Linked DNA regions of Homo sapiens: region 2 is linked to region 1. A link is a loop called in an ENCODE intact Hi-C map of the cell type or tissue named here. Cell type or tissue: gastrocnemius medialis. All regions are shown on one strand. Each heading gives the region's core, and the rest is flanking DNA. Links, peaks and the distances in the headings are about the cores only. Region 1 overlaps UTRN (utrophin). Region 2 has its middle 20 kb from the start of UTRN.

Region 1 (5,386 bases), core at 131-5,130:
TGTCATTTAAGGCAACAGTGAACGAAATTGATAAAAACAACCCAAATACTTCAAAAAGAAAGGAATTTTAAAATATTACTTTAAAAAAAAAAGAAAGAGGGAGTAATTTTTCTGGACTGTCTCCATAATCTGTTTTTATAAATCAGGTGGCAACCTGCTGGGCTGTGGAACAAAGGTCAGCAAGTGAGTTTTCTCGAAGCACACTTGCTGTCATAGTAAGGAAAATTTTTCTAGTTTCTAGTGAGCTCTAGAACTTTCAAGCTTCATGGGAAGGTGTGAAGAAGAGACACCTAGAAATTATTCTTTGGTGTTGGCAGGAAAAAAAATGTGTCCAAGTGTCCTACAGGGCCACCAGCCTATGAACCCCAATGTGGTCTTCATAATATTTTGTTCCTTGGTCACCTACAGTCACAATCTCTACCTCAGAAAACTTGTGCCACTGCCTGTCTTCTGGCTGGCTCTCCACAGGTGAGTGTGCTGACGTCCCCAAGCCCTGAAGGTTGTTTACTGTCATTCAGCTTGCCCGTGGCGATGTCGGAGTCTGGATTGAAGTTCCCACCATATCAGGATCACCCTCCATGAGGCAACACTTTCCCTACCTACAACCTGTCTTCCACTGGCCACCACCTGCCGCAGCCCAGCAGACACACCTGTAGGCATCTCAGCCCTGATCACAGCATCTGTGTGCTTCCTCTTGCAAATGCCCACATGCAAATCTGAGGATGTTGGCCACTCAGAAGATGTGGGTATTAACATGTGTGAGTCATCTGTAGATCCTGCCGCAGCTGGTACCACACAAAGATAGTCCTGTCTAAACTATGGGCACACCCACCCACTCTCATGTGTCCTATCTCTACTTGGGAATGAGACATAATCATCTACTTGTGACAACTTAGAGCCAAGAGTGAGGAGACAATGAAGAATATAGGTGTTCATTAGACAGAACTGATGCTGAGGAACTGACCAGAGGTATTTCAAATCAGCTCCAGGGTTTCCAAGATGATATAAAGACAGTTCCAGGATGATATTAAGAGGTGGTCAGGTAAGAACTAGAGAATTCAAGTCACAATTATCACTTGAGAGTTTATTTATGAGCCACGAGATTCAGCAGTGGGTTCACAGTGCCAGAGTTCCTGGAAAGAGCATTTGAGAGAGCCAGGCAGCTGATAGGTTTAAGCAGTGCCTACTCTGTTCCATGCAGTACAGCAGTGAAAGAGCCGGTTCCCAGGCCAGGCAAGGCAAGTGCTATAGATGGAGAGTTGAGGGACCTGCCATATCATTGCCTCAGGAATCGGGTTCAACTACGGAGGCAGGTCAGAGCATGCCAAAAAGGGGAAAGGAGAAGTCAGAGGCTGAGGAAACAGGTGGGAGTGAGTGCTGCAGAGGCAAGACAGGCACAAACAACCTGTTATTAAAATGCTCTACAGAGTTGCAAAGGAGCGGGTGGCAGATGGGAGGAGGGAACTCAGAAACAATGTCAGAAGGTACAAAGGAGAAAGGGCGATCCAGAAATAAGACAAGAACAAAGCTGGGCTCTCTTATTCCAGGACAGTGGTCAACAAGCCATTCCTGAGTTTGCAAGTCAGGACCACTTATGTGCCATTTCACATTAAACTTCACTTTCCATGAAATTTTTCTCTGCCAGAGAATGTCCAGTAGTAAATCTGTCTATCTATAAAAGTATAAATAAATTAAACATGGCAAAGTTGGTTTTAAATAAGGAATGTTAGACTACCGTAACTTTCTGGAGGTTGTCAATGAACTATAGTACTGGAACTACGGATGTTCCTACTTGATCATCAGGATATAATTTGGTCTGTATTCACTTTTAGAGATCTCTGAACTTCAAAGTTCGTTCAATTTATTTTCACTGATGCCTTCAAAATTCTTAAAAGTTAAGTTGTGTCAATATTTCAACTCTCACTTGAAAAATGAGGTTATTGAGGTTTCAGGACACAAAGTAAAACACCAAATTCGTGCTGTGAGTGGATTTAAACCTCAGGGCCAGCTCCCAGCTATTGAGCCGTTCCTTCAGCCATAGCATGCATCTTGCAAAGCAGCTCCCTGGCTTTCGAGAGCATTGCCTGAACCAACATGAAGCCTAGAGATGTCAAAGTTATGTTTATGAAAGTAAATGATACTATGCAATACCTCCTGTCTTCCTCAGTCATAGCCAAACAGCAAATGAAGCCAAGAGGAAATACATGTTCCTCAATAGCAGTAAGGTTCCAGGTATCAGGTGGCGGCAGCAGCTGCTGAAAGCCTGTTCCACTTCACCCCTCCCCTAGAACCCCAAACTCGGGCACAAACCCACGCCTCAAACTCTTGAGGCTGCCCGGATTATGAGTCTTTCGGCGACAGATGACAGAGTGACGCAACACTACCACTCCCGGGGGCGCTAAAATCATAGCCTTGACGGAACAGGAAGGTGGTTACTCTTCACAGAAGCTACTAATCTGCTGCCCCCACCCTGCCTCACCACCCCCACCCCCCCCAAACACACACCGGAAAGAGGGAGGAGGAAAAGGAAATGAAAGCAAGTGACTCTAGGGTCTGGATTTCATATGCAAGAATAGCCAGCAACAGGTGCAGCATTCCGGTGAAATTAAGACACTCAAAGCACCATTTGCCTCCACAGCATAAAGAGCCCAGGCACAGAAACCCAACATTAGGCAATGATGTCAGAAGTGCAAATCATCATCATTCTCTAGCCAGCAGCAATTTTGTAGGGAAAAAAATAAAAGGGCATTTGTCTGTTGATACATAATTTCTTTTAATTTAGGAGTCCTCTCTTAAAATAGTTTGAAAATAATCTTAGCATCGATCATCAATGTACTTTTTTAATACCTAGTGACTATCACAGTGCCTAGCACATAGTAGGTGGGTGGATAAATATTTACTGAACGAATGAATAAAATGAGATATTTACTGAACGAATGAATAAAATGAGAGGTAAACAAAAAATTTTCTTCACAAATAAAGATAACCAAAATCTACACTAGTATATAAGTGTATCTTTTTCCCCATTTCTCCAAGAACAGAACAAAAGGTTGGAATCAGTAGCCAAGGACACTGGCTTCATCATGTTGTTGATGAACACATCAGGAGATGCAAACCGTCCACCCCTGGCTGAAACTGAGAAGCCCGATCTGCCACCCCTTGGGTGATCTATGCAGGGAATTCTCATCTGCAGAAGATCCAATGGGAAAAACAATCACAATCATTTAAGCAATCCACCTTTAGATTTTCCTTTCTTTCAATGTGCCATTTCACATAACATTTTTTTTACCTGGCATTATAAGAGAATTTACAAGATAAGTGTTGCTGTATGATCTTCTTCAACATGACAGAAATCATCAACTCATAATATGTTATGGAAAATGTCTTATACTGTGTGTGACATGCTATATGAAAAATCTGAATGTGAATAAGACGGTATAGAAATGAAGCTATTTTATGGGCTCTAAAAACTGACAGAATCAGTAGAGAACAAAGAGCAATAAAAATGAGCCCATCAATGGGAGAAGGTCTGTTATGGGAAGACTGTATTGAATTAAAAGGTTAATATCAGGCTGAGCTCAGTGGCTCATACCTGTAATCCCAGCACTTTGGGAGGCCGAGGTGGGTGGATCACCTGAGGTCAGGAGTTCGAGACAGGCCTGGCCAACATGACAAAACCCCATCTCTACTAAAAATACAAATACGAAAATTAGCCACGTGTGGTGGTGGGAGCCTGTAATCCCAGCTACTTGGGAGACTAAGGCAGGAGAATTGGCTGGAATCCGGGAAGTGGAGGTTGCAGTGAGCCAAGATCGCACCACTGCACTCCAGCCTGAGTGACAGAATGAGACTCCATCTCAAATAAATAAATAAATAAATAAATAAATAAATAAATAAATAAATAAAAGGTTAATATCAGCATGAGAACATTACTGATTACGTAAGTTGAAAGGTTTCAGTAAGTTAAAAATAATGATATTAATTATAAGAATAAAGTGTTCAAAGCACAGATAAGAGTAAATCACCAAAATTATCAGGTTTTAGAGAACTGAGAATATACATAAAAAATAGTGTCATAAATAACTTTACAAAATTACTATTAAAAACGGTTTGACTTAATGATACTCTTTGTTCAATTTTTTTAATCTATGAATTTTTCTTGTGTTTGTAACTTAAGTATTCTGAGTAGGAGTTCTCTCTTCCCTATATATTCAATTTAAAGAATCCTTAGATTTTTTCAAGTTAACTTCCAAAGATCCAAAATACTCCCACTTTGTTTTACTTTGAGGTAATACCCAAAGGTCTTGACTAGGGTTCTTAATGGAGATCCTAAGTGGCTAGTTAAGAATTACCTCAAATTTCAAAGAATAAACAGGAATAGCAAGTCTATTACAAATGCTTTTGTTCTTTTAAGTGACTCCGCCTTTTCATTCATTCATTCACTCATTCATTCATTCACAAGGATCTATCATCCCTACAGAACAGGCACCGTACAAGGCACTATGGACACAATCGTGAACAAGACAACCTTGGTCCCTGCCCATATGGAGAGCACAGTCTTGGGGACCTATCAACACTAAAGTAAACAAACAAGTGAACAAAAGCAATGAGCAATGGTGACAAGTGTGGATGGTGGAGACAACAGCACAAAATCTACTTCAGGTGGGTGTCAGGACAGGCTTCTCTAAGCAGGTGCAATTTCATCCAATGCCCAATCCCAGAAGGAGGAGAAGGAGATAGCCAAGAGCTGGGGGCCGGTATTCCAGGTGGAGGAAAGACCCTGTAAACAGAGGTTGTTCCCAGAGCTGAAAGCTGACCAGTGTGGCTGGATGGGGCAATGATGGACAGTGAGCAAGGAGGTGCATTATACATTTGAAAATGGCATCTCACCATATGATTCACTGAATATTTGCCTTTCCAAACACTTTCTCCTCAGCCTGGAATTCTTCCCTTCCACATTCCTCTCTACCACTTTGCAAGTCACTTCTCTGGGAAACATTCCTTGACCCTCTGAGGAAGAGCAAAACTCCGGGAGTTTATCCTTCCTGACCTGTGGTCCCACAGCACATAGTATGTATCATGAGCACACGTCTTACCACGCTGCTGAATCGCTGCGTTTGAAAGCCTGCAAGCAGAGATCTTGCTTGTCTGCCTCCCAGCAGCCTATCACGTAACTTGGCACCAGCAGAGAGAAATAAATGACAGTGAACGAACCAAGAGATAAATGGACAAATTAAATGGATGCAGGGGCACTAATTAACTACTCAATTGTTGGAGATTTGGAATAGCGCCAAGGTTACAGCTCCTTAACTCATTTACAGTTTAATTTCTACCCCATATGACTTTCATACAACAGACACTTTTCGGTAAATCTTTTTCCATCACG
Region 2 (5,386 bases), core at 217-5,216, 68 kb after region 1:
TGTTAGCCAGGATGGTCTCAATCTCTGACCTCGTGATCTGCCTGCCTCCGCCTCCCAAAGTGCTGGGATTACAGGCGCGAGCCACCGCACCCGGCAATTAAAAAGTTCTATTGATTGTTCATTATATATTTTTTACATATCTACATTATCAATGTCCAATCCTACCACTGTACTTGAACTTGCCTTTGTACTTGAACTGTTGTATTGGCGTCTTAACTAGCCTCACTCAAACAACTCTTCCTCCTTCAATCCATCCTACACTTTGCCATCAAATCAACTTGTAAACATGGTAATCATGTTATTCAAAAATCTTCAATGGCTCCCAATTGCTTACAAGATAAAACTGGCCATTTATCTAATATCTAATAATATCAGTGTGTAATGGCCATTTATCTATAGTCTAATACCAACCCATGCTGGATACTCTGAGACTTTTCTAGTCACTTTTTGTTGAACATCTTTTACAGCTCACCCCCATGTCACTCTGTTCTTTCATCTGGAGTGCCTGCTCATATTAATGTAGCGCAAGTCTACCTTCTCGTTGAAGCTTTTCCTGAGTACTCATCTCATAATGATTGTGTCCTTTGGATTCTTCACACTTACTGTGAGTACCATCATTTAAAACATATCAGATACTGCCTTTTATAGTTGTCTTCTGTTTATATATTGAGTCTCCTAAACAAATGATAAGCTCCTTGAGGGCCCAGAGGCTGTCTGATCCCACCATGTAGAGTCACGTGGTATGTGTCCATTAAATAACTGACTGATAATGGGAAAGACTTTTTTTTTTTTTGAGACGGAGTTTTGCTCATGTCACCCAGGCTGGATTGCAGTGGCACAATCTCAGCTTGCTGCAACCTGTGCCTCCCAGGTTCAAATGATTCTCCTGCCTCAGCCTCCCAATTAGCTGGGATTACAGGTGCCTGCCACCACAACCAGATAATTTTTGCATTTTTAGTAGAAATGGGTTTTCACGATGTTGGCCAGGCTGGTCTTGAACTCCTGACCTTGTGATCTGCCTGTCTCGGCCTTCCAAAGTGCTGGGATTACAGGCGTGAGCCACCGCGCCAGGCCCAGGGGAAGACATTTTTCACTGACCCTTTCAATTGCCATGTAGATACTCAGCATTTAAATATATGTACATGGGGGTGGGGGGTGAACAATAAAAGACTCAAATTGGATTCAGTGTATACTGCTCGGGAGATGGGTGCACCAAAGTCCCACAAATCACCACTAAAGAACTTACTCACGTAACCAAATACCACCTGTTCCTCAAAAACCTATAGAAATAAAAAATTTTAAAGGAAATAAAAAACAAAAAACCAAAGGTATGTGTTTTGTTCAGGAGGGTAAAACATTGATTAACTTAAGACTTTATTAAATTACACACTTCATTAAAGTACACACATATATACATGCGTATATATATGTATGTGTGTGTATATACATTTTTATATATATGCTATAAATTCTAGGACATCCCATAAAATATAAAAAACAAAGATATAAGTTCTAAACTAGTAAAAGAAAAAAATAGAATAAGAAAAAATAAAACATGAAATGTAATCCAAAAAAGTAAAGAAGGAATATAAAAGAATGTAGAAAAGGCGGAACAATAGAATGCATAAAATAAAATGGTAGAAATGGAATCCAAATTAAATATATATATAATAATGTGAATTTACTTAATGCTGCTGTATCGTACATTTAAAAATGGGTAAGATGATAAATTTTATGTCATGTGTATTTTACTACAGTTAAAATTTAAATATATGTGCCAAAGTTTATGTTTTATATCTGAAAATTTTAATGTAATTTTGATTTGGATAACCAACTATAAATGAGTTGGAAGAAAATACTGGGTTTTCTGAGCTAACAGAGTCCTAGCTCTGTCAGAGGCCATTTATGTGACCTTAGGCAAGTTGCTTAACTTTTTGAGCCTCCACTGCCTGGCCTGTAGGATGAGTGGATGGATCCACTAGAAGACCTCCCAAGGCCCACCGAGTTCTAATAGTCTGTAATGTTACATCTCTCCGGAGAGCACACGTCATCTTTAAGAATTATGGGAGAAAATCCTCTACCTGGCTCCTGTCCCAGAATTGCAAACTGAGCCACACTAAGTGAACAGAACCTGTTCCACTCCCAGCCCTGCGGCTTCTAAAAACAGTTTTGAAACTGGTAGCAGCTGTGAATTTGGAGGACTCTGCTTCTGCCCCACCCCAGCTGTGCCTCTGTTTTGGGAATTCCGGCTGAGCTTGTACTCAGCCAGCATCCTGTCCTAGTAGCACTAACTGTACCTAGGCTTACTGGAAAGGGATAACCCTTTCGGGAGTCCACTTACCAAGTCTCTATTTCCAGCTCCTCCTGCTGGATGGGGGAGGGGTGGGAAAAAGAGCCTTTTCTTCCTTCAACTTCAAGACAACAGGGAGTGTTTGGGGAACAGGTCTAATTAATTAGCTCAGCAAGATTTTTGAGCCGTTTATTAACTTCAGATTTTAAGAGTTGGGACATTTGTCTGTTCTGCAGTTCCAAAATCTTTTAAAATATATATATTTTTCAATTTTCCCACTTTGGGGAAAAAATACTGTTCTGATGGTTGTTCTTTGAAATTAATTATGAAAGCTGAGATTGTTGGGGGTTTTTGTTTGTTTGTTTTTTGTTTTTTTGCTTTTTTCCAAAGTAAGAGCAGTTTTTGCATATTTGCAAAAATCTCTAGTTCATTTTTTAGCTCAGGGTAGTTATAATAACTACCCTGATATACAAATTTATCAACCAAAAAGGCAGTTAATATGAATAGTCTTTAAGAGTGCTAGCACACTGTAAAATCCCAAAGGCCCAACTTCTAAATGCAAAGGAGGGGGGTGGGGATTGTCATCTTAATTGTAGATCACTCGCCTACCAAGGCTTACCCGGAGTCCTGAACAATGGGGAAAGCCAAATACTTTAGGCCTGAGATCACCCGACTGTCAACCAACCTTCGTTTAAAAAGAGAAGCGAAAGAGGAAGATAGAAAAAATTTCTTCTGTCATTTTCTTAATAAGTATTTAAGTGTTTAGTGACCTGCTGATTTCTCTATGGGATTTAAGGCTATTTATATAAAGATTAAATAACATTGAAACTAAGTGAATGAGAAAACCTGTGCTAAAGAAAAATTATAGATTGGAAAGAAAAGAGATTAAGACACAAAAATATATGAGGAAATTTTTGCATATTTCTTTGGTGAGAATAAATACTCATTTAATCATCACTAAATGTTATTTGTTACCAGGACGGTACTAGTAAAAGGCTCTTCAAGAGCTATTCTGTTACGTGGCCCACTCCAGCTGTGTCAGAGCCCTGCATATTTTGCTTATCTTCCTTTGGCTCACGATAAGGTAATGAATACCAGAGTGTAGTTTGTTTAATATTAACCTGAGGGGTCGATGCCATTAACAGAGCCAAGATTCCAGGGACAAACCCCTTTAAATTCTAGAAGTTGCAATTTTCATTTTTCTTTGTGATCGGTTAACTGTCTCCAGTTGGCTGGGTGAATAGTATGGTTTCTACATGGTACCTTCCTGAACTTGACCTCCAGCCTCTCAGTGGTTACCTTGAGAAGCCAAGTGTTTGGATCCTGCCAGTGATCCAGTGGTTGCATTCATTTTTCTGGTTCTGTTGAAAGGAGGTTTTTCTGTCAGAGCTTTTGTTTCTAATATCACTTGTATAGTTTTGTGATGACGCTGCAGTTTCTTTAGAACACTTCAATACCATCTTGAGTTTTTCCCACAAATTCCATAACCAACACATGACACATTTTTAACATATTAAGAGTAGAACTGATTTTCTTTAATCTAGAAAATGTTCCTAAAAAGGAAACTCAATCCCAGCTTGTCTATCAGTTTCCCCTAAAACTAAGCTTTTCTCTGTTTAAGCATGATGTTCCTTCAGTGTTCAAGCTGGGATGTAGGTGGGAAAGTGTGCCGAAGAATTCTTCCAGAGGAGAGAGTATAAATGTTTCTACAGCCCTTTGACTAATCAGAGATAGAAAACCAGGGGCTGGGTGACAGCTCATACACTAAAGAATTCTAGCACTGGAAAAGAATGCTGCCCTCCGGCCAGTGCTTTCACAGCTACGTTTCCTCCCTCAAAGTTGGCCTTGGGTAAACATGGAGGAATAGGCATCAAGAGTGGAAGGCTGACATCAAAGAAGGAAGAGAGAGGCAAGAAAGAGAATTCGACTCCGGGGTTCTTTTTTGGCCACCTTGTCCCATTGTAAGAGCATGTATTCCAATTTTTACTCAGCAGAGAAGGTGACCATAAAGGTGAAAAACAGATTTCTCTCCTTCTATTTTAAGTAGAGCATTTCTCTCCTATTAGAGGAATCTCTCCTAAGGATTCCTCTCCTACTAGAGGAATCTCTCCTAAGTAGGAGGATTTCTCTCCTACTATTTTAAGTAGAAATCCATTTAAATTTATTTTGTGAACATTTAAGTAATTGTTTGCATATTTCTGTCTAAACAGAAGAGACCACAGACCACCTCAGAGCGCATGCCCTGGCTCTAGGTTCCGCTCCCATTTGCCAGTTGTGACATCAGGAAAATATTCAACCTCTCAGTTTTCATCATACCTACTTCATAAGAGTGATGGAGGATTAAACGAATATAATACATAAACCCATTTAGCATAACTCTGAAGACATAGTATTCAATAAGTGATTTTCATTCTTAACATTTTATTCAAAAGTACCTGATACATAGTCAATACCTATTTTGAATGTTTTCCTTTGGTTTTATTATGAGCCTGGGCTAATGCCTATAAACATCTTATTTCATTCTCAAACCTTATAAATAGGTGTGATACGTATTTTGCAGATAAAGAAACTGAATCTTAGTGCAATGCACTGAATGTTTGTGTCTCTCCAAATTCAATGTTGAGGCCTTAATCCCCAATGGGATGGTATTTGGAGGTGGGACCCTTTGGGAAGTGTTAGGTTTAAATGAAGTCATAATGTTACTAGAGGAGGGTGCCCAGGTTCTTGGCACCTTGCACAAAGAATTGGACAAAACGCACCAACAAAGCAGGGAAAGAATGAAGAAATTTATTGAAAATGAAAGTGCACTCCACAGTGTGGGAGCGGGCCCAAGCATAGGGGCTCTAGGGCACCATTACAGAATTTGTAGGGGTTTAAATACCCTCCAGAGGATTCCATTGTTTACTTGGTGTACACCTCATGTAAATGGACAGGATGAAATAAAGTTACAAAGTCGTTTGCTCAGCGAATGCCCTGTGGAGAGGATATTTCCTGTCACAGCTGAAGTGTGAATCGGCCTTATGTTCCGTGCCTCCAGACCCTAATTTCCTGCCTCAATATGGGTGGGGCCCTCATGATGGAATTAGTGCCCTTATA

What was found. A loop is a pair of places that touch in the nucleus more often than their neighbours do. Peaks named below come from ENCODE experiments on the same cell type or tissue, not always from the same donor. Only the 100,000 strongest peaks of a DNase experiment are listed, where the experiment ranks them.
Region 2: a loop joins it to region 1, with 2.9 times the contacts of the local background. A loop is called at or near these places in 4 of 110 quality-filtered maps.

The regions. Positions count from the first base shown.
Region 1 is chr6:144,331,425-144,336,810 of GRCh38, reverse strand. All of the region lies in intron 2 of UTRN (utrophin), which reads right to left. Among named protein-coding and RNA genes, the nearest start is that of UTRN, 49 kb to the right of the region's middle. RefSeq lists an enhancer at 4,880-5,386. In gastrocnemius medialis, for the core only: no CTCF peak of the experiment used is centred there; DNase peaks (open chromatin) are centred at 2,280 and 2,580; H3K4me3 peaks cover 685 bases; H3K27ac peaks cover 1,331 bases.
Region 2 is chr6:144,263,136-144,268,521 of GRCh38, reverse strand. No RefSeq gene overlaps it. Among named protein-coding and RNA genes, the nearest start is that of UTRN, 20 kb to the left of the region's middle. RefSeq lists enhancers at 1,616-2,349, 2,350-3,083 and a silencer at 4,643-4,843. In gastrocnemius medialis, for the core only: no CTCF peak of the experiment used is centred there; DNase peaks (open chromatin) are centred at 2,201 and 2,943; H3K27ac peaks cover 2,560 bases.